Linked DNA regions of Homo sapiens: region 2 is linked to region 1. Evidence: chromatin loops called from intact Hi-C (ENCODE). Cell type or tissue: PC-9. All regions are shown on one strand. Links, peaks and the distances in the headings refer to the core of each region. The heading gives the core; the rest is flanking DNA. Region 1 has its middle 33 kb from the start of SNORD14E. Region 2 overlaps CRTAM (cytotoxic and regulatory T cell molecule).

The links. A loop is a pair of places that touch in the nucleus more often than their neighbours do. Peaks named below come from ENCODE experiments on the same cell type or tissue, not always from the same donor. Only the 100,000 strongest peaks of a DNase experiment are listed, where the experiment ranks them.
Region 2: a loop joins it to region 1, with 16 times the contacts of the local background. A loop is called at or near these places in 98 of 110 quality-filtered maps.

Annotation. Positions count from the first base shown.
Region 1 is chr11:123,016,440-123,032,975 of GRCh38, reverse strand. It overlaps the pseudogene SAE1P1. Among named protein-coding and RNA genes, the nearest start is that of SNORD14E, 33 kb to the left of the region's middle. In PC-9, for the core only: CTCF peaks have their summits at 9,460, 9,664 (motif pointing right), 11,595 and 11,794; a DNase peak (open chromatin) is centred at 9,655.
Region 2 is chr11:122,858,944-122,866,943 of GRCh38, reverse strand. It overlaps CRTAM (cytotoxic and regulatory T cell molecule), which reads right to left. Exons shown (of 10, transcript NM_019604.4): 6 at 4,400-4,480; 7 at 2,225-2,308. Among named protein-coding and RNA genes, the nearest start is that of JHY, 20 kb to the left of the region's middle. In PC-9, for the core only: CTCF peaks have their summits at 2,842 and 3,048; DNase peaks (open chromatin) are centred at 398 and 5,103; H3K27ac peaks cover 3,212 bases.

The sequences.
Region 1 (16,536 bases), core at 4,992-12,991:
GCCGTGAGCCATAGCACCTGGCCTAAAATTTTTTTTTTAAGAGTCAGGGTCTCATTCTGTTGGCCATGCTGGAGTGCAGTCGTGCAATCACAGCTTACTGCAGCCTCAAACTGTTGGGCTCAAATGATTCTCCCACCTCAGCCACCCTGACTGGCTAATTTATTACTATTATTATTATTATTATTATTATTATTATTTTGTAGAGACTGTGGTCTTGGCTGTTGCCCAGGCTAGTCTTGAACTCCTGGCCTCAGGCAAGTGATCCTCTTGCCTCATTATGAGAAAGGGCTGGGATTACAGGTACAAGTCACCACACCTCGCCTCATTTGTGTTTAGAATATATTCCTCTATTGCTGTGCGCGGTGGCTCACGCCTGTAATCCCAGCGCTTTGGGAGGCCGAGCCCAGCGCTTTGGGAGGCCGAGGCGGGCGGATCACAAGGTCAGGAGATCGAGACCATCCTGGCTAACACGGTGAAACCCTGTCTCTACTAAAAATACAAAAATTAGCCGGGTGCGGTGGCGGGCGCCTGTAGTCCCAGCTACACGGGAGGCTGAGACAGGAGAATGGCGTGAACCCGGGAGGCGGAGCTTGCAGTGAGCCGAGATGGCGCCACTGCACTCCAGCCTGGGCGACAGAGCGAGACTCTGTCTCAAAAAAAAAAAAAAAGCAAAAAGAATATATTCCTCTATTACTGTGATCTAAAGTCACTTGAAATAACTATTTTCCCTGGGGGTTTACATATCCAACTAATTCATAGTAAATTTTTTTTTCATTTTTAATGTTTAGGGATTACTTTTTAAATGTAATACAATTTTCGAACATAGAAAACATTTCTATGTTTCCAAAATCAAATTTATATAAAGTATGTTTAAAGAAATCTTGTGGCCAGTCACGGTGGCTCACACCTATAATCCCAGCACTTTGGGAGGCCAAAGTGGGCAGATCACTTGAGGTCAGGAGTTCGATACCAGCCTGGCCAACATGGTGAAACCCTGTCTCTACTAAAATACAAAATTTAGCTGGATGTGGTGGCACATGCCTGTAATCTCAGCTACTCGGGAGGTTGAGGCAGGAGAATCACGTGAGCCTGGGAGGCGGAGGTTGCAGTGAGCCAAGATTGCGTGGTACTCCAGCCTGGGTGACAGAGTGAGACTCTGTCTCAAAAAAAAAAAAAAAAAAGAAATCTTGCTTTTATGTTCCTGCTGATCCTCCTCAACTTTTATTAGTTTTTAAAAATTTTTCCAACGTTTCTTTTTGCAAATATAAGCAAACACATATGTATATTTACACTTGTTTTCTCTTTTTTACACAAAAGGTATGATTCTGTCTCTCTCTATATATATTCCACATCTTTTTTTCACTTAATATATCCCAGATACCACTCTCCATCAGCATACACAGCTCTATCTCATTACCTTTTACAGCTTCAGAGTATTCCATTGCATCCATGTAACCATATTTTATTCAACTAGTTGTTGATAGACATTTGAATTATTTCCATACATTTGCAATTATAAATAATGGCACAGAGATTTACCGAGCGTATAAGTCATTTTGAATTTTTGCTCCTGTATCTTGGGATAGATTCCTAGATTTCTGGCTCAATGGGTAAATGCATATATAATTTTTTCAGATATTTACAAATTCCACTCTAATAAGGTGATCCTGTTTTGAGTCTTCAACAATGAATGAGTGCCCGTTTCCCCGTCACTTCATCAATAGAATATACTCTCAAATCATGGGATTTTTGCCAGTGACAGATGAAAAGTAGCATCTCAGTATGGTTTTATTTTGCATTGCTCTTATTATGAGTGAAACAGTATATCTTCTCATGTGTTGGATGCCATTTTAATTTTTTTCTGCTGTAAACTGCCTATTCAAATCTTTGGATGTACCTTTAAGTATATTGACACACAACATTTAATCTCAAAACTAGCCAATGAGGGTTAGCATCATTATTCCCCTGTATAAAGATGAGGGAATGGCAGATTAGAAAGTTTAAGCAATTTACCCAAGGTTACACAACTAATATGTGACTGAAGTCAAGCTGCCCAACTGTTAGGCCCTGTGGATTCTCCATAGATCTATTTCCAGGAGTAAAACTTGGAGCTCCTGTGTTTTGCTTTTAATAAAGGGTCAGTGTGTGGATTCCCATCTCTGAGACAGGACTGCTTCAGGAGGTCTGTCATGATTGGGCCTGAGGGTGGTTAGCTGTACTTGTAATGAGGCGGATGGTAACTCATGTGTCACCTAGGAGCACCCAGCAGACTAGGGCATTTTTGAATCTCAATGCAGAGGACAATGGGGAGAGACCTGCAACCTATTTAATTCTGTTAGAGAATCAGTGAGGTGCTTGATGAAGCCATTAACTGGGGTTCGTGTCTCCATTCTACTTATACGACTCCAGGAGGGCAAATGCTGATGGAAATTTATTGATTTCTTTTTCTGCCTTTACCGAATGGGTCAAAAACATGGTATAACGCTGCTGGTTCCAATTAAAATCACCTGTTAGCTTACAAAGGTTGGCCCTCTTCACCCTCCCCTTCCTCCCCCCATTTAAAAAGGGTTTAAAAGATTTTCATTTAATTGATTTGCTGTAAAAATGCCTTTTACAATTACCCAGATAAACTAGGCGTCACCTGTGGAGTAAGAGCCAATTTGAGCTGTTTATCAAGACTTCGCCTCTGGCCACTTCTCACCCTGGGATCTTGAGTCTCTGTATTGATAGCTTACATCTGTCAACATTGGATATTTTTAGTGGGCTGCAGAAAGCTTTTAGGGAGATGGGGATGGTGGGGCTGCATCTTTGAGCAGGTGAAGAAAGCATGATGGGGTTTTTTTGTTTGAAATGAGAATGCCCTATTATGCTGAAAATAAGTTCAGAAAATTAGCCCTGCATCCATATGCCTAAAGGTAATCAGAGTTGACCCCATTTAAATACCAGTGGGCCTCAGGAAATGGAAAAATGGGCAGTGAATAAAATTTGTCCAGTAATAAAATTTGCCCAGTTTCCCTTGGTTTTGTGTCGAGCTGTGCTTAATGTTAGGAAGAAGTTGAGGAGCCTCTGTAAGAGTTGTCTATGAAGTGACATTTGTGTCCTTTCAGCTGATATTACAGGAAGTAACAGGCAGGTGGAAACACAGAAAGAAAGACACAGAGACATTTATTCTAGGTCGTGTGTATTTCTGAAACTGTAAACTCAAATTCACTTGATTATGGAAATGGCGTTAGTTCTAGCTAAAAAAATTGTGGGCAAAATTAGTGCCAGATGGCTGGGTGTGGTGGCTCACGCCGGTAATCCCAGCACTTTGGGAGGCTGAGGCAGGTGGATAACCTGAGGTCAGGAGTTCAAGACCAGCCTGGCCAACATGGCAAAACCCTATCTCTACTAAAAATATGAAAATTAGCTGGGCATGATGGCAGGTGCTTGTAATTCCAGCTACTTGAGAGGCTGAGGCAGGAGAATCACTTGAACCTGGGAGGTGGAAGTTGCAGTGAGCTGAGATCTCGCCATTGCACTCCAGCCCGGGCAACAGAGGGAGACTCCGTCTCAAAAAAAAAAAAAAAAATTAGTGCCAGAAAACAAAAGACAAGTACACATGGGAGGGAAGAAGTAAATTCTAGAAAGTATAGACCAGTATTCTTGAAATTGATCATGGCAAAACTCCAGAATACATTACAAAAACAATGTTTTGTAAGTCTTTGAAAGAGGTTTGTCATTCATTTAGCATGAAGTATAATTTCCATTTTGTCTGTGATCAAACTGGCTCATCAGGGACGTGCTGTAGAAACAAGGTGATTGAAGAGAATAAATGATAGGTCATTTATGAAAGCTCTTGACACACAGCAGAGGCACAGTAATTACCAGTTGCTCTCCTTCAGGCATTCATAATAGTCATCAGAGGATGGGCGTGGTGGCTCACACCTGTAATCCCAGCACTTTGGGAGGCTGAGGCGGGTGGATCACCTGAGGTCAGGAGTTTGAGACCAGCCTGGCCAACATGGTGAAACCCCCGTCTCTACTAAAAATACAAAAATAAGCCAGGTGTGGTGGTGGGTGCCTGTAGTCCCAGCTACTCAGGAGGCTGAGGCAGGGGAATCGCTTGAACCCAGGTGGCAGGCTTCAAAACAAGCATATGAAAAGATGTTTAATATCATTGGCCATAAGGGAATTGCAACCCAAAACAACAATGAAGTACCATTACACACCAATCAAGATGGCTACAGTAAAAAAGACTACTAATAATAAGTGTTAGCAAAGATATTAAACATTTGAACTCCTCATACACTGTTGGTAGGAATGTAAAATAGTGCAGTCGCTTTGCGATTCCTCAAAAAGTTAAACATAGCGTTACCATATGACCTAGAAATTCCACTCCCAGGTATGTACCAAGAGAAATGAAAACACACATCCACACAAAAATGCATACATGAATGTTCATAGCAGTGTTCTTCATAATAGCCAAAAAGTATCAACGCTCCAAATGTCCAACTATTGAATGGATAAATAAAATGTGGCATATCCATATAACGGTATATTAGTCAGCCATAAAGTAATGAAGTACTGATACATGTTGCAACATAGAAGAACCTTGAAAACATTATGCCAAGTGAAAGAAGCCAGTCACAAAAGACCATATTGTATGATTCTATTTCTATGAAATGTCTATAGGCAAATCTATAGAAATAGAAAGCAGACAGGTGGTTGCCTAGGGCTTGGGGGAGGGAGTTTGGGGAGAAATATGGAGTGACTACTAATGGATATGGGATTTTGCCTGGTTGACAGAAATGTTCTAAAATCTATTTTGGCAATGGATGCTCAGCTGTGGATATACTAAACGCTATTCAACTGTACATTTTAAAGGGGTGAATTGTATGGTACGTGCCTAACATCTCAATAAAGCTGTTGAAAAATTCTCTTCTCATAGTGCTCATATCTTAGTGGAAAGCAAAAGGATTCAACCTTCTAAGGATCTTTCCAATCTGTCCACTTCTCTTTGTCCAGCACGTTACCATCTCCTCTTTGGATCACCACAAAAGCCTCCCGCCTCTTCTGGCTCCAGTGTGGCCTGCTGTGAATCTCCTCTATAAATCTCCACTTTGCTGCCTTAGAAATCTTTCTGAAGGGCCATTGAGATGCTCCTCCTGCCTCCATCTCACCACGGCTTCCACAGCCTTAAAGGTGAAGTCCAGGCTCTTTCACTCCACTGAAAAGGCCCTGTATGATCTGGTCCCTACTAATCTCTGACTTCATTTCTCACCACTCATCACTTGGGCCACGAACTCTTTCAGTTTTGCAAATCTCTTTGCCCTGTCTCAATTCCAGGCTTTTGCAAAGCCTGATTGTTCTGCCTTTTGGGTCTCAGCTCACATGCCACTTGTTCTGGAAGCTTTTTTCTTAAATACTCCCCGTCTTCACACAGTAGAGCCCTGCCCCCGCAACAGGTGTGTGCCCATTCATTTCCTAGACTTACTGCGTGCCAGGCACCTTTTTTTGTTTGAGACAGGGTCTCGCTCTGCCACCCAGGCTGGAGTGCAGTGATGTTATCGTGGCTCACTGCAGCCTTGACTTCTCAGGCTCAATTGGTCCCCCAGCCTTAGCCTCCCAGGTAGCTGGGACTATAGTGCATGCCACCATGCTCAGCTAATTTTTTTTTTTTTATTTTACTGTAGAGACATGGTTTTACCATGTTGTCCACGCTGGTCTCAAACTCCTGAGCTCAAGCGATTCACCAGGCACCATTCTAAGTGCAACGTTATAAAATTAACTCCTTTAATTTTCACAACAACCATATGATGTAGATACTATTATTATTCTTATTGTACAGATGAGAAAATTGAGGCATAGAGAGGTTAAGTAACTTTCCCAAAGTCACACAGCTGGTGATGGAGCACGGATTTGAACCCAGACAATATGGCTCTAGAATTTGTGCTAACTGCCATGTTCTGTGGCCTGAAATTGCTTAACACATCTTGGCACTTATTATACACTGTAATTGACTCTTTAATTATATCTCCATGTGACTTTTAGTTTATGGGAGGTAGGAATTATGTCTGGCTTTTTCATTATTGTGTTCCCAGCATGAGGCCTAGCCCATAGTTTTTTAATTAAAAAGAAGAATGAACAAACTAATTAATTAATTAAGATAGAGATATGTGAGATGTACAAGAAGAAAGTTATTGGATTTCTAGCTCATAGAAGGACAATGTTCTGATTAATTGATATTATGTTAAAAGTTCTCTAACGTACAGGATACATATTTCTTGAGAAATTATATTCTGGTTAAAGTGCCTTATACACAGTGGATGGTTCATAATTCTTGCTTAGTTTTTTACAACTTTTTATTGTAAATTATGTAAGATTTACAAAAATAGTACAAAGAATTTCTATATCCTCTTTACCTAACTTCTCCAAATGTTAACATATGATATAATAACAGTACAAAGATAAAATTGGGAAGTTAACATTACTACTTAATTCATTGCTATCTCATTTAATTCTCATTATCTGTTTCAATACTGTCCTTTTGTTTTTTGAGACAGAGTCTTGCTCTGTCGCCCAGGCTGGAGTGCAATGGCACGGTCTCGGCTCACTGCAACCTCCGCCTCCTGGGTTCAAGCAATTCTCCTGCCTCAGCCTCCGGAGTAGCTGGAATTACAGGGGCCCGCCACCATGCCTGGCTAATTTTTGTATTTTTAGTAGAGATGGGGTTTCACCGTGTTGCCACACTGGTCTTGAACTGCTGAATCTTGTGATCCGCCCACCTCGGCCTCCCAAAGTGCTGGGATTACAGGCGTGAGCCACTGCATCTGGACTCAATACTGTCCTTTTTATGATCCATGATCCAAACCAGGATTACACATTGCCTTTATTTATTAGCCTGTTTTAAGCTGGGACGATGTCTCAGTTTTTCTTTATCTTTTCCAACCTTGACACCTTTGAAGAGCAGCTGTCAGTTATTTTGTGGAACATCCCTCCATTTGGGTATGTCTGCATTCCTTGCAGACATTAAATTCAGGTTATGCATTTTTGGTAAGGATACCACATAAGGGATGCCATGTCCTTCTCAGTGCATCATATCAGGAAGCACACAATAAGCTTTAATCTTGGTTAAGGCTATATATGCCACATTTCTACATTGTGAAGTTATGACATTTCTCACTGTAATTAATAGGCATCTCATGGAAAAATACTTAGAGACTAAATAAATATCATGTTTCTGGTAATAATTTCATCCATGAATTTTAGCATCCACTGATACGTTCTTGAAAAACAATTTTTACTGTGATCTTTGCCATTGGTGACTTGCTATTTGCATCACTCCTTCTGCATTTATTAATTGGAGTATTACAGTAAGAAAGAACTTTCCTTTCTTCCTCATTTATTTGTTTATTCAATTTTTTATTTAAATAAGTATGGGCTCATGAATATTGCTTTTAATCTGTGAGTGAACATTATTATCTTTTAAACATTTTTGTTGTTCAGATTGTCCCAGATCTAGGAGTCTTACCAAGTTGGCTTGTGTCATTTCAACATGTGTCCATCATTTTTTGAGCACTTCCTTAGTTACTAGCTCCACAAGATGTCCTAAGTTCATTCTGTTCTTCCCTGCCCCAGCCGTATAATCAGCTATCTGTTTAAGTAGACCGGGTTCCTTTTTACTGGAGAATAATATTTAGAAAGAAAGATCTGCAGTGAAATCCCGTCTCTACTAAACACACACACACACACACACACACACACACACACACACACACACACACATTAGCCGGGCGTGGTGGTGGGTGCCTGTAGTCCCAGCTACTGGAGAGGCTGAGGCAGGAGAATGTCGTGAACCCGGGAGGCGGAGCTTGCAGTGAGCCGAGATCACGCCACTGCACTCCAGCCTGGGCGACAGAGCAAGACTCAGGCTCAAAAAAAAAAAAAAAAAAAAGATCTGGGCACTAGATGCTTACTGCTACTGGGGTGTCATTGTTTCCTCCCTCAGTGATCAGGGCTAGGAAATATACGTATGTGTACACTTAAACATGTCTTTACTTATTTCCCTGTCTCTCTATTAAAAACTATGACTTTGCCGGGTGCAGTGGCTCACGCCTTTAATCCCAGCACTTTGGGAGTCCGCGGTGGGCGGATCACGATGACAGCAGTTTGAGATCAGCCTGGCCAGCATAGTGAAACCCTGTCTCTACTAAAAATACAAAAATTAGCCGGGCGTGTTGGCGCACTCCTGTAGTCCCAGCTACTTGGGAGGCTGAGGCAGGAGAATTGCTTGAACTCGGGAGATGGAGGTTGTGGTGAGCTGAGATCTCACCACTACACTCTAGCCTGGGCAAAAGAGAGACTCTGTCTGAAAAAAGAAAAAACAAAAAACAAAAAACAAAAAAAACCTATTATTTTATATTGATACCTCCAGTTCCATTCCAGCTCTCAGGGTTCATTCTATTATTTCCCTTTCTTGTTTTTAATTCCTTTCTCTGACAGTAAAAAATTCGGTGGTTATTATTCACAATGTATTTACTTATTTGTTCAACACTAGATTACACATAAAACAGTTTTAGAATTTCCAACCTACAGCCTTGTGAAAAACAAATTTATTAAATACAGTAAAATTTGTGTGCTCTTTGCGTTTAGAGTACATAGTTAAATAACAGTCCAAAGTTACTTAATTCTTTTTTCTCACCTCTTTTATTGTGGTTATGTTATAAACCTGTAATAAATTGAATGCATTTTTTTTTCTTTTGAGACGGAGTTTCGCTCTTGTTGCCCAGGCTGGAGTGCAATGGCGCGATTTCGGCTCACCGCAACCTCCGCCTCATGGGTTCAAGCGATTCTCCTGCCTCAGCCTCCCGAGTAGCTGGGATTACAAGCATGTACCACCACGCCTAGCTAATTTTGTATTTTCAGTAGAGATGGTGTTTCTCCATGTTCAATGAATATTTTAAAACATAAATAGTATTTGTAAAAATATATTGAAAAACACCATATATATGGAACTGTCTTGCAGACAACTTGAAGGCTTGGAGAAATATCTCCAGGCTAAGTACTCCCAAGCCTGTAGGAGGGTTAGAACCCTCATCTCTTCCTACCTTACTCCTTTCACCGGATGTCCTTATCTGTTTCTGTATCACCTGTTTCCTTAGTCCTGTGGGAAGACATTCTCACAAGTGCTTTAAAAGTCCTGAACTTCACTCTAACCCACCTCCACTGAAGTTTCCATTGGTTTGGCCGCAGGTCAAATAAAGCCTTTTTGTTCCTTTTTTTTTGAGACGGTGTCTCGCTCTGTCGCCCAGGCTGGAGGGCAGTGGCGCGATCTCGGCTCACTGCAACCTCCGCCTCCCAGGTTCAAGCAATTCTCCTGCCTCAGCCTCCCGAGTAGCTGGGACTACAGGCGCACGCCGCCACGCCCAGCTAATTTTTTGTATTTTGTTAGAGACGGGGTTTCACCGTGTTGTCCAGGCTGTTCCCGAACTCCTGAGCTCAGGCAATCCGCCCACCTCGGCCTCCCAAAGTGTTAGGATTACAGGCGTGAGCCACCGCGCCCGGCCTTTTTTGTTACTTTTAATACCACTTTTGTCGCTGGGGAGTTTTCTACGCTATCAGCCCTACCTGGATCAAAGATCTCACTGCAATCCCTTTTCCTTTTCGCTTGTGCTGAAGATGGCCACCAGGTGGCACTTTAGAGTCTCCTTCGGCCCCATTTTGAAAGTCAGCTGCTTGGATTCGGTTGACTTTAGAAAGCAACGTATTCATGAGATGGGAAGAGATATTCTAGTTGCTTTTTAATTTTAGTTAAGAAATTTCCTGCCATTTAGGTCCAAGCAAAATGAAAAAAAGGAAGCACATTTCAGCCTCTGTCCTCTTCTTTGCCTAGGAATCTTGAACTCCTTCCATCTTCCTTTATAAAACTTCTCTCAAGGAAAAACAAACATACATATTTGTTGATAGCCAAAGCGGGTTTATCTAAGAGTGACTGAGCTCCTTGGTCTATCAGCCTCTGCAAAAGAAGCTCAGACAGGACATCAAGAGGCTGGAATCCAGGTAGAAACTCCACCACTGACTCTCAGTACTTCCTTGAGTCATTTAGCTTTTTTGGAGCTTCAGTTTTCTTATGTGTAAAACAAACGGATTGAACTCCATGCTCTCAAACACAAATCCCTCAGATGCCAGGTGGATACCATAAATCTATGAAGAGGCTGAAGAGGGGTTTAGGACAACAGGATCTTGTATCGACTAAACTAGAATTACAAAATGCATGCTCTATGAAATGCATTCAAATTTAAATTTTTAAAAAAAGATTGAAAAGACCAAACAAAATACCTCTGGGCATTGAAAGTGTTCAGAAAGCTCCTAGTGTGCAGTTTGTAGACTGGAGAATCTTTATCACTGAGGTTTCTTTTCTTTTCTTTCTTCTTCCTTCTGTCTCACTCTGCACCCAGGCTGGAGTGCAGTGGTGCAATCTTGGCTCATTGCAGCCTTGATCTTCCAGGCTCAAGGGCTCCTCCTGCCTCAGTCTACCAAGTAGCTGGAACTACAGGCACGAGCCACCATGCCTGGCTAATTTTTGTGTTTGTTTTTTTTTGTTGTTGTTGTGTTGGATTTTCACAGTGTTGTCCAGGCTGGTCTCAAACTCCTGAGCTCAAGCAATCCATACGCCTCAGCCTCCCAAAGTGCTAGGATTACAGTTGTGAGCCACCGTGCACAGCCTCACTCATGCTCTTCTATCTGTTTGAAATATTAGCCACTACCCCTGTTCTCCATCACCTCTGCATAACTAAATCCTAATTTTTTTCTTACAAAACCCACTCAAATGCCACTTACTCAAGGATGTTTCCCTTGATTTGAGTCTTTCTAAATTAAAAGATTTTTTTCTTTCTTCTGAATTCCCCTCCTTTTGGCCCTTATTGCTTTTTTAACTGTATTATTTATGTGCTGGTCATCAGTCTTTCACTACATATTTACTTTTAAGATCCTTGAGAGCAGAGTCCATGTCTAATTAATTTTATGTCTCCAACATCTGGAAAATCAGCCAACAAATATTTATTGAGTACCTAGTTGATTCATGTTTACGTGATTTTAGGCACTCAGCACAAAATTGTGGAGACTTAATAAGTGTTTGCTGAATTAATGGTATTAAATGGCCAGCCAGGATAGCAAAAATGAGAAAAGAAGATACTACCAAATGTTAGTGAACATGTGGAAGAATTGGAAATCTTATACTCTGCTGGCCCCTATAATCTTTGCACTCCAGTGTGTTCCAATCACTTTTTCACTTTTTTTTTTTTTTTTTTTTTTGCAGACAGATTCTCTCTCTGTCACCCAGGCTGGAGTGCTGTGGCACAATCTCGGCTCACTGCAACCTCAGCCTCCCAGGTTCAATTGATTCTCCTGCCTCCGCCTCCCAAATAGCTGGGACTACAGGTGTATCCCACCATGCCCAGCTATTTTTTTTTTTTTTAATTTTTAGTGGAGATGGGGTTTTGCCATATTGGCCAGGCTCGTCTTGAACTCCTGACGTCAAGTGATCTGCCCACCTCGGCCTCCCAAAGTGCTGGGATTACAGGTGTGAGCCACCATGCCCGGCCTCCCATCACTATCTTATGTTGCATGGCAAGAGGGATTTTGCAGATGTAATTAAGTTTACTAATCAGTTGATGTTACAATGGGAAGATTGAGCGGGCCCAATCTAATCCTATGAGCCGTTTAAAAGCTGAGAGTTTTCTTCAGCTGGGGGCAGAAGAGGAAGTCAGAGAGATTCAAAGCTCAAGAAGGACCTGATGCATTGCTGCTGATTTAACAATAGAGGGAGCCCCTGGGCCTGAGTGTGGCCTCTGGAAGCTAAGAGCAGCCCTCAGCTAACAGCCTGCCAGAAAATGGAGACCTCAATCCTATATAACTGCAAGGAACAATTCTGGCAACAACCTCAATGGGTTTGGAAGCAGAATGTTCCCTAGAGCCTCCCAGTGAGAACCAAGACCAGCTGACACCTTGATTTTGGCCTTGGAAGCAGAGAGACCAGTTGAGCCTGCCTGGACTTTTGACCTACAGAACTGTGAGATAATAAATGGGTACTGTTTTAACCTACTAAGTTTGTGGTAATTTTCTATGCAACAATTTCAAAACAAATACAGACACTCAAGCAGCTCTGTGGAGGGATGCACAGGGAGAGGAACTGAGGCTCCCGCTGAAAGCCAGCACCAACTTGCTGGCTATGTGAGTGAGCCACCTTGAAAACATGGATCTCTGTCCCCAGTCAAGCCTTCACATGACTGCAGCCCTGCTGACATGTTGACCACCACTTCATGAGAAGGTCTGAGCCAGAAACACCCAACCAAGCTGCTTTGGAATTCCTGACTCACATACATCATTAGAGATAAAAATTGATTATCATTGTTGTGAGCCACTAAGTTTTAGAGTAAATTGTTATGAAGCAATAGATCACTAATAAGCGCTCAGTAAGTGTTTACAGACTGATTGGGCACCCTAGGGCATTATAGCCAAGCAGGGAAATTTCAGGCACCTCTGATGTCTGGCGTCTCAGAATTCCAACCACACCTGCAGCCCTGTCCTCACTAAGGCAGATCCTTTACCTAACTACCTTTCCCTCCTGCCCTAAGTCCTTGCTGGAATTCCTGCCTGAGCTTCTCAGGGTCTAGACTTGCCTGAGTTGCTCTGAACATGCTTCAGTTTCCTTAGCATAAAAATGAGAGAAGGCGGGTGCAGTGGCTCATGCTTGTAAATCCAACACTTTGGGAGGGTGAAGTGGGTGGATCACCTGAGGTCAGGAGTTTAAGACCAGCCTGGCCCAACATGGTGAAACCTCATCTCTGCTAAAAAAAAAAAAAAATAGCCAGGTGTGGTGGCACACGCCTGTAGTCCCAGCTACTCCAGAGGCTGAGGCAGGAGAATCAATTGAACCCGGGAGGCAGAGGTTTCAATGAGCCGAAATCACACCACTGCACTCCAGCCTGGGCAACAGAGCAAGACTCCATCTCAAAAAGAAAAAAAAAAAAAAAGAAAGAAAGAAAAGAAAAGAAAAAGAGATAAAAATTTTTTTCTTAAAATGAGAAAAAACATTTTTACTTCACAAGAGTGTTGTAAATTAAGCAATAGTGGTATGAACACAAAACACGATACAGGCATTAAAAAGATAGAGAAAAGCTCTCTATAGACAGATGTGGAACACTGACCAAGACTGTTATCAATAACAGACAACAGATATATTTTTAAATGAAAAAAGCAAAAGGTTTCAAACTGTTAGGAAAACTATGTTTAGAATATCTCTGTTAGGAAAACTATATTTAGAATATCTCTGGTAATAAAGATTGCCTTTGTCTTGTTACCTAAGATTGACTTTCTTTTTTTCCTAAAGCAAGTAACTTTATTATCATTCCTTTAAAAAGAACCAAGGAAAATTCAGAACATATGTGAAACACAAACAGCTGTGGTTTAGGAGGTAAACAGAGGACCAACACAGCCCTGAAATGCAACAGCCTCTGAGTGGCCTGGGCCGCATGGGTGACTGGGGTTGTGTTAAAAGGGCAAGCTCCTGCCTCCTAGCCCTGAAGCCCCAGGAACCTGCCTTGAAAGACAAGCTCTCCCACTAATACTCAACTTGCAGGGTCTCGCCCTAACATCCAAGACTTGGTAGCATCTCCTTTCTCCCAAAACCCAGCTGGAACTCAACGAATCCTAAACGAAAACTCAAGAACGGCACACCAGATGCCACCTGTTGTTCGTCAGGGTCTCAAACTCCAGAGGAAATGCATTTGCCTGTCATGGGTTTCCTCTCTAAGGGCACCTGTCTGAACTTGGAGCTGTGCTTCCACTGGTGCCTCATGGGGCCTGGGCCTACTCTCCACCTGAAGTCACGCTCCTCTCTGTAAGACATCAGGTGGGGAGTTAAGTCCAAGAAGGTGGCAAGAGGCTCCTAAGCAACAGAGCATGCTCGTTCCTGGCAGGCATCTCCCATAATACCCTAGAGGGCTGGCGAGGCCGTGACAGCATAAGGACAGAGAAGGGGCAGAGGGGTGCTTGGAAGTGCTTATCACTCAGGGGAGCTGGCAGGCCTGGGACAGCAGGCAGTCTGAACAGTGCTGGAACAAAGACAGCTGCCCTGCACCCCTTGTCAAGCAGCTGCGGGTGATGGGAAGCAGCATGACGGCACCACCTCCTTCGTCGCAGGAAATGTTTTGTACTGGGCCGATGACTTCAGTTTTCCTTGCCTGGAGATGCCTTCACGAAGGAGGGGGACAGGGAATACAGGCAGGCATGTTGCAATTGGCATCTCCAGGGCTGCCAAGTCTTGGGTTCACTTGGGGCCAAGCCACTCCAGAATCCCATTCCCCTTCATGCCATTGAAGAAGAAGTTGTGAGGAGGGTCCTGCTGAGACAGGGCCTTCACAATTTCCTGTGCCAAAATCCCTCCAACCACCGCACACACTGGGGCCATCTCAGAGAAGAAGTACGTGATAAAGCGCGGGTCAGGAATAATACCCAGTGAGTCAAGCACATCGTTTCGTATCTGGAGCAACAACTCGGAATCTTCCCCGTGTGTATCAGAACTGGGATCTCTTCCTTTATCTGTGCGGAACTTTAGGAGCACTTGAAGGAGAAAGTGGTCGGAGGTCGTGCGCTTCAGAGCAGCCTTTGCTTTCTTACTGCTCCAGTCCACCTCCAGCGCTTCTTTAACGGGGCAGAAGACCACCTTCTTCTTGACCATCGTTGTCTCAGAAGAATCAAGTTTTACTCTCTTGGTATCAGGCCCATCTTCTACTCCTTGGCTAACTTTAGCAACTTTAGTTTTCTCCTCTACAAACTCATGTTCTCCTAGATTGGCAAATGTGTATCCATGGTAGCTAAAAACATCTCCTGCAAAGAACTTGATGCTATTTTTGTGACAGATCTGGTCAACCTTAACTATGACAGCCCTGGAGCAGCAAGTCAACACACAGCATCAAATTGAGTGAAAAATGACTCTGGTTTCTTCTCTATATCCTCAGTGTCCAACTTCACATCCACCATGGGGTTAAGATTCTGAGCTCGCTCCAAAGAGGCTTCAGCCCTATTTCGGCCAACAGACCCAATACGAATCAAGAACTGAGCTCCGGGTTCTTCTGGAGATATCTGTTTGTGATCCAGCATGGTCAGTCCTTTCACTCCTGCCAGGATGAGATTCTTGGCAATTTCAGCCCCGAGTCCTTTCATGCCTGCAAGAAGCACCTGGGAGGCCCGCAGCCATTTCGGGGCCTCCAGTCCCCAAAGGCAGATCTGCTGGTCATACTGCGCCTGCCTCCTCCTGGCTGATGCCACCTCCAGCCTCCTCCTTCTCCACCATGGTGCCGGCTCTTCCTGCCTCAGCTTCGGTCCCGCTCATGCCAACTGCCCGCCAGCCCCGCGCACCATCAACCCATTTTTTTTTTTTTTTTTGAGATGGAGTCTTGCTCTGTCGCCCAGGCTGGAGTGCAGTGGTGAGATCTTGGCTCACTGCAACCTCTGCCTCTTGGGTTCAAGTGATCCTCTTGCCTCAGCCTCCCGGGTAGCTGGAACCACAGGTGCGAGCCACCTCACCTGACTAATTTTTGTATTTTTAGTAGAGACGGGCTTTTGCCATGTTGGCCAGGCTGGTCTCGAACTCCTGACTCAAGTGATCCATCTGCCTCGGCCTCCCACAGTGCTGGGGTTACAGGCGTGAACCACGGCGCCTGACCCAAAATTGCCTTTTGAGAAGAGAATTGGATGGTTGGGGATGGGGAGGAGGGAGAGCTCTTTTTACTGTATAGCTTTTTGTACCTTTTGAATTGGGAACCACGTGCCATGTATTATCTGTTAAAAATAAAAATTCCTTCCTTGGATGGAGATGATAGGAGCTGACCGATTTTCAGCTCGCCTGCTCCCTCCCTTAACACATTCACATGCAGCTAGAACTCGCTCCGTACTCGCCTTCTGTTCCCGAGTATACTGGAACCTACAACCAAACGCTCTCCTTACAACCACATGGCTGCAGCATTTGTACAAAGGCAACGGTGCATCTGCTGCACTCACAGACATCCCCCGCACAGACCCAACGAGCATGCAGTCTTGTGTGTATGTGTGTGCTTGTGTGTACATATATCCATGTGTGCCTTTGACCCAGCCCCTACCCTCTCCCTTTATCCGTATCTGCTTCCTGGGTGTGTATACCTGGGTGGAGGTCCCTAATTACAAGGTGAAATAGGTTAAAAGTCTCCTACTCTGAAGCACTAAATGGGCCTAATTACAAGTGACTGTAAAACTCTAATTATAAGAGGACACATTAGTTGGAAAAAAAAGGAGAAGGCAGCAGAACTGAAAAGAAAAGACCTGAGTGACACATGTAGCCCCCTTAGACAGTTGAGAAAAAGAGGCTTAATTGCCCTTTGATAAAACTGGGGCAGTGAGAAAACAGTGGGAGGGGTGGGGAGGGGCCAGTAATCAAAGGAGACTCCTGCAGACAAGACCTCTCCCCAGGGAGCTCTCCCCGCCACCCCACCATTTCTCTCATAACTGTCACTTGCC
Region 2 (8,000 bases), core at 1-8,000, 160 kb after region 1:
GGCTAAATCAGATGAGCTTGTGAAAATATTTCTAGCCAGGTGCAGTGGCTCATGCCTGTAATCCCAGCACTTTGGGAGGCTGGGATGGGAGGGTTGCTTGAGGCCAGGAGTTTGAGACCAGCCTGGGCAACATAGTGACACTTTGTCTCTACAAAAATAATAATAATAAAAAATTAGCCAGGAGCAGTGGTGCACACCTGTAGTCCTAGCTACTTGGGAGACTGAGGCAGAGGATCACTTGAGTCCAGGAGTTTAAGGTTACAGTGAGCTATGACTGTGAAACTGCACTCCAACCTGGGAGACAGATGAGACCTGTCTCTTAAAAAAAAAAAAAAAGGCTTTCTAAACCTAGAATTCTGATTCTATGGGCTGTAGTCTTGCTAAATGTCCTAGTCACCTCATCTTAACCAATGAATAATTAAGGAGTGCCAGCTATGTGTAGAACATTGTGCTTGGACCTACAGAAGGCACAGTTCACATGCTTTGGGGATTAGCTGTCTCTATATATAAACAAATTAATAAAAACAAACAAAAGTAAGATATGTCAAATTCTGGATCCATATGTATTTATATCATAGTGTGTTCAGGGGTTCAGAGGCAAGAATGGTCTCTGAGGGTTGAGTTGGTCAAAAAAGTTTTCAGTGAAGATATTGGCCTTGAAGAGGGAGTAAGGAGAGGTGAGAGGAGGTCTCCTCTTCCACCAGGGGCAGTGAGGATAAACAAGGGCAGGGCGATTGAAAAGGGTTGATGTTTTCAGAGAAAAATATGTATCTCATAAGGACTTTGTAGATATGAGACTGCAGAAGTAGGTAATAGATGGCACCTAATGAGGTGTTTGGGACTCATGCTCTGTGTTGTAGACTTCAGGAAGCTATAAAGGGTTTTAGAACACAGGTATGCAGATAAAGAGATATTTTGATGGTAGGGTGCTAAAAGTGAACCAGAGGAGGAGAAACTGAAGTTATAATACTCCATGCAGGAGATGATGAGAGCCTGGATTGGGACGTTAACAGTGACAATGGACAAAATACCTGAAAGACAAGACTCAAAAGTTCTTGGAAATTGACTGATTTTATATACGTGTGTGCATATGCATATACATATACACATAGATATATTTGTACACATACATAGGAGTGATAGATAACACCAAGGTTTGGGACCCGTGTGTTGCTTTGGGGCCTGTGTGATGCTTTGGACAAGCTGATTTTGTGGGAGAAGGTGCTGTTTGGTATTTAGCAATGTTGAGTTTGGGGAAATCACAGAAAATTCAGCTACAGATACATAGAAAATGGAAAGAAATTGGGAGCAATGCTGAGGAGGATGTTCTGGAAATATAGGTATAGAAATCTTTTGCTTACTGGGCACAGTGGCTCACACCTGTAATCCCAGCTATTTGGGAGGTGGAGGTAGGAGATCTCTTGAGCCCTGGAGTTCAAGGCTGCGGTGAACATGATCGTGCCCCTGCACCCTGGCCTGGGAGACAGAGAGAGACCCTGTCTCTAAAAACAAAACAAAACCAGAAAAAAAAAAGAGAGAAATCTTTTGCCTAGTGGCAACAGGAACCATCTTGGGAATGAGTAAACTCTTTAAAAAATAAGGGAAGAACAGCCGGGCGCGGTGGCTCACGCCTGTAATCCCAGCACTTTGGGAGGCCGAGGCAGGCAGATCACCGGAGGTCGGGAGTTCAAGACCAGACTGACCAACATGGATAAACCCCATCTCTACTAAAAATACAAAATTAGCTGGGGTGGTGGCGTGTGCCTGTAATCCCAGCTACTCGGGAGGCTAAGGCAGGAGAATCACTTGAACCCGGGAGGTGGAGGTTATAGTGAGCTGGGATTGCACCACTGCACTCCAGCCTGGGCAACAAGAAAGAAACTCTGTCTCACAAAAAAAATATATATATATAAAAAAAAGGGAAGAACAAAAGATGGAGAAGTAAAATCAGAAGTACATACACATTTAAGAAGTCAGAAGAGGAAGATAAGTTAATTAATGGATACAGAGAAGCAGTGGTTAGCAACAAATAACAGAACCAGGAAAAGTATGTCAAGAAGCCGAGAGGTAACTAAATCAAGGAGGGACAAGGGAGTGATTAACCAATCATGTCCTAAAGGGCAGAAAGGTCAAGAAAAGGGAGGACTGACAAAGGCCATTGAATTTATCGATTAAGAGGTTAAAATGTCGAGTGTTTATTCTAAATGCAGTGGGTGACACTTACCGGTGGTCAAGTCAGGATCTTGAGTGGTTTGTTCTTTCTCTTCCTTGTCAATCTCCGATGTACTAGAATCTTCCGTTACTGAGACTAAAGTGAAAGAAGATAAAACATGAGCTATGCATGCATTATATACATGTGACTACATACAACTGTAGTTACGTAAGTCTTCCCAGAGCAGCTTGGGAAGCCAAATTTAAAAACAGTACTGAGATCATTTGTGAACTATGGATTTCTTGCAAACATAATTGCAAATGGCTAGGCTCACTTTGCCTTATTTTTTTAAGGTAAATGTTTTGGGCATTTACTCTGTGCCTGGCCTTGAACTGAGCACTTGGTATATATTATTTCTCACCACAGCTCTGAGAAAACGGAGGTTTAGAGCAGTTATGTAAAGTACCTAAAGTCCTGTAGCAAATAAGTGGCAAAGCCAATACATAAACTCTGTTTTACCTAACTCTAGAGCCCAGCATTTAAACCATTATTTCATATTTCCATCCTGAATCAGGCCTATTAGGGAGAAGGTCTTTAGGATGCTTCAAGATAACAACTGAACACCGAGGAACGGCATTCCAAGCTTTAATTATAGAAAACCTACAGCCTGAAATTTATGTTGAAATATAGCTTCAGTTATTCAAACCTCTGCTTGCCTCCCCATTAGAAGTGGGATGTACTATGATGTTTTTTCTAGATAAGATAAATTATAAAAAATCAGAAACTGTGTGGTTTTTTTTTCCAGATTTTACTGCTGATGTTTCCAATTTCCTTTTTTCTCTCTGCAGTTTCTTGCTTTTTAGTCCATTGCACAGCGCCACTATGTGGACCCCGAGGGGAATGAAGCCTCCCATTCTATTGAAAATGGGTATTAAATGTAATAAAATCGTAGAAATGGAAAGCTGAAAGGAATTTTAGAAACCCTATTTTAAAAGTCTTATATATGAAAAAGCAGAGCAGAAAATTGAGTTGCTCAGTAGCAAGCCGTTAAAGATTACTAGATTCTAAACACGTTTACAAATATTGGATTATTAAAGCAAGTGATGTGGCTGTTCCACTTCATAATATTTTCAATTTCCATTGTCCTTCAAAAAATTGTATGGTACATGTTGTATTTATCAGTGTTTAGAAATCCCAAACATTTACTTTTAAATATTATTTAGGATACAAATTTTTAAAAATATGATCTGATACTCAGAACTATGAACATGATAATGCTCTGAAAGCCCTTATTCCAACAAATGAAATTATTATTGACACATTACATGAAATGGAAAGAGAATATGTAGGAATTTATGCCTTTCTGGATGAGGCTAATAGTCTTGCTCAAAGCACCATAACCAATTCTTTCTTTCTTTCTTTTTCTTTCTTTCTTTCTTTTTCTTTCTTTCTTTCTTTCTTTCTTTCTTTTTCTTTCTTTCTTTTCTTTCTCTCTTTCTTTCTTTTTCTTTCTTTCTTTTTCTTTCTTTCTTTTCTTTCTCTCTTTCTTTCTTTCTTTCTTTCGTAATTCATTTTCTGAGAAGCTGCTATTGCTGGATACTATGCTAGGTAAAATACAAAGTTAAATTAGATATACAATCATTGCTCTGAGTTAACCTCTAGTGAGTTCACTGTCTAAAAAATTGGAATTATAATCCAGGCTTTCTAAATTATTCTGTATTTGTAGTTCAATCCCATCATCAAAAATGACCTGAGTTATTGACAATCAAGTAATTGATGTGCCTTCAGAGGTGATTTTGTTATTCAATGACAACACCAAATCTCCAGCTTCTGCTTCTTTTCTCTTTGTTGATACCAAGTCTGTGTTTTGTGTTTGGTGTGCTTCAGATGGGAAAACAAAGAAACGAGTCTCTCTATAAATGAATTCAACTTTGTCCTTTACTGCAGAGGAAATTCAAATGTCACAGTCGTGAATGTGTGTGTGTACATGTGTACATCTCTATCTCAGGCAAACTAGAACTGAACTTGCAAAGCTTTATGTCAGCCTGAAGCCCATCCCACTAAGTATTCCGATGCCTGATGTGGTTCTTCTCTAGGATGGTACAAAGCTGGAGCCAGTTGGAGGGGCCTGTATGGTCTTAGTAAAAATTAAAACAAAAAATATTCTTAAAACTTAGAATGAGAAAAATAACCTTCCCAAGGAAACGTGATTTTTTAAAAACAAGTTTGAATGATTTTGACACTTACCAGTACTGGTGGGCTGCTGTGGGTCTTGAGAGGATAGAGAGTTTCTCTCCAGAGCATCTGAAGCTGTCTCTTCATCAGTAACTAGGAAAGGGGAAAAACAAAATTCTGCTACTATAGAGAGCAGTTTTACCCACATTGTGCTCAGTAAAAGAGATTGGAGAATATATTTAGCGGCTACCTGCTTGTAGAGGTTGTGCAGAAACCCCAGAACTGTGTGTTCTGTGGCTCCTGCTCTGGTTTTTGAATCTGTATCCCACTGAGTGTCCATCTGCTCACCTGCCTGGCTTAAAGCACAGCATGCTGGACCTCTGTGTGGTGGCAGTGGTAGGCAAAGAGTATTCACTGTTTCTATCTGTGTCCTTCTATCCATCAATCAATCCCTCTGTCTGTTTATCTACCCATCCACCTATCTATCTACCTATTAGATGGCTTTGGAATCAGCCTCAGACTGGGCTGAATTCCAGTGCTGCTATTTACCTGCTCCTGAATGAGTTGGACAAGATACCCGACCTAGCACTTTTTTTTCTCTTATCTGTAAAATGGAGATACTGACAGCATTTACCTCTTCGAGTGTTTTGTGAGAATTAGTAAGTTCATTTATATAACATGTTTAGTACAATGCCTAGCTATTTATGAAGCACAGTGCTAAATGTTATTGTATAACATTAATCAATGCTTAGGAATGTTTCCAGAGGGTCAGCCTAGTATAGGTTTTACCAGTCATTGAACAGGTTTTACCAGCCACATCCAGGAAGCATGTAATAACTGTGCCTGTCACTTTACAAATACTAACACTGACATGTCGGGTGGGCACAGTGGCTCACACCTGTAATCTCAGCACTTTGGAAGGCTGAGGTGGGTGGATCGCCTGAAATCAGGAGTTCAAGACCAGCCTGGTCAACATGGTGAAACCCCATCTCTACTTTAAATACAAAAAACTAGCCGGGCGTGGTGGTGTGTGTGTGTTTGTAATCCCAGCTACTTGGGAGGCTAAGGCAAGAGAATTGCTTGAACCTGGGAGGCAGAGGTTGCAGTGAGCCAAGATGGCACCACTGCACTCAAGCCTGGGCGACAGAGCGAGGAGACTCCCTCTCAAAAAAAAAAAAAAAAAAAAAAAAAAAAAATATATATATATATATATATATATATATATATATACGTATATGTATGTGTGTGTGTGTGTATATATATATATACTGACACGTCACAGGTGGTTCATGTTTTTATAAAATTTGTGAGTGCTTCTTGGTGTTTATTTAATCAAATAATTTTCCATGGTTTTGAAAACATATCTGGTTAATCAAACATTCAAACTGTATGAAAAATATAAAAATACCTGAATTGTGTGTAAGGGCTCTGAGGAAAGAAAGAATTACTAAGGAAACATTATAGAGATAATAGTATAGACTATAAGGCTAAAATGAACTCTGACCACACAGGTGCCAGAGAAAATTGAAGAAAGAGGAGAGCTGCTGGCAATGAAAAGAGGGAAAAGCTGGAATGCTAGTCAAATAGAAGTACTGGGAATAAATTTTAAGAAGAATATGGGGCCGGGCACAATGGTTCATGCCTGTAATCCCAGTTCTGTGGGGGGCCGAGGCAGGCAGATTGCTTAAGCCCAGGAGTTTGAGACCAGCCTAGGCAACATGGCAAGACCCCATCTCTACAAAAAAATAGCTGGGCATGGTGGTGCGCCCCTGTAGTTCCAACTACTCAGGAGGCCAAGGTAGGAGGATCATCTGAGCCCAGAGAGGTCGAGGCTGCTGTGAACCGTGATTACACCATTGCGCTCCAGCCTGGGTGACAGAGTGAGACCCTGTCTCAAAATTTTAAAAAAGAAGAAGGACATCACTGGGGACATATAGAATAAAATTTATCAATAGTGATTTAAATCTTCTAACATAGTATATACTATGTGAATTCAGAAAATTATGTTTATGTACAAAACAAGTTTTATCTATACATATTTAAAACTAGACTCTGTATTTACTTTGATTTATCCTGTTAATTAACAAGCTAGCAAACTATTGCATTTAGACTGAATGTTGTTTTAATTGGGTGGATACTGGCACATGATGATCTACCCCCCTAGTTGGTCAGAATATTGTAGACCTCTGCTATCCAATATGGTATGCACTAGCTCCAACGACTATTTAAATTAAAATTAATTAAAATGAAAATATATTAAAAATTTAGGCCAGGTGCAGTGGCTCACACCTGTAATCCTAGCACTTTGGAAGGTGAAGGCGGGCAGATCACCTGAGGCCGGGAGTTCAAGACCAGCCTGGTCAACATGGTGAAACCTGACTCTACTAATAAAAACACAAAAACTAGCTGGGCATGGTGGTGGGCACCTATAATCCCAGCTACTCAGGAGACTGAGGTGGGAGTATTGCTTGAACCTGGGAGGCAGAGGTTGCAGTGAGCTGAGATAGCACCATTGCACTCCAGTCTGAACGACAAGAGCAAGACTCCATCTCAAAAAATAAAATAGCTCCTCATTTGCAATAGTCACACTTAAAGTTCAAATTTCGGACAACTTGTATCCACCACTGTGAGTTTGACAACCTCCAAATGCTTAAAGATTTCTGATGAGATCGGTGATGATATTAATGAATGTGATTTTGATGCTGAAATATATCAACATTGGAAAGTTCTGTAGAACTTAGTGAATCAGTATTTTCCAAATGACTAAAACATAATGTTAGAAAAATCATGCCTGGGTAAAAATTCTAAGCAAAGTGTAAGACAGTTCAGTGGGTTTTAATATAACAGTATGAAAAGTTCATTGACATGGGCCCAGAGTCCACATAGCAACTAATCTTTAAGAAACTACTACTTGTTGAGTTTTGGTGTAACATCAAAGAAGAATAGCCACAATTATCTGAACCAGCTATTAAAATATTCTACCCTTTTCCAATTATATATTTGTGTGAGATTGAATTTTTATATATTTATTTAAAGCAAAATAACATTTTGGAAGAGATCGAATGCAAAAGTTACAAGAACCTAATTGTTTTCCGTTAAGCTAGACATTTATGAGATTTTCAAAATGTAAAAAAATGACATTTTCACACTAATCTTTTCAGTGTTACAAAATATACTTTTTTTTTCATTAAAATATGTCATTTCTGGGCCGGATGCGGTGGCTCACGCCTGTAATACCAGCACTTTGGGAGGCCGAGGCAGGTGGATCACCTGAGGTCAGGAGTTCAAGATCAGCCTGCCCAACATGGCGAAACCCCATGTCCACTAAAAATACAAAAAAATTAGCCAGGTGTGGTAGCAGGAGCCTGTAATGCCAGCTACTCAGGAGTCTGAGGCAGGAGAATCACTGGAACCCAGGAGGCGGAAGTTGCAGTGAGCTGAGATCGGGCCACTGCACTCATCTCAAAAAATAAGTGCACTCCATCTCAAAAAATAAAATAAAAACAAATATGCCATTTCTGTTAACATGTAGCAGATTTATTATTTTAAAATAAATTGACAGATACATATTTTTTTAATTTCTCAGTTTTAATTTCTAATAGGTAAATATTGACAGACATCACCTATATAAGTAAAAGTTCTTTGGGGTTCTCGATTATTTTTAAGATTGTAG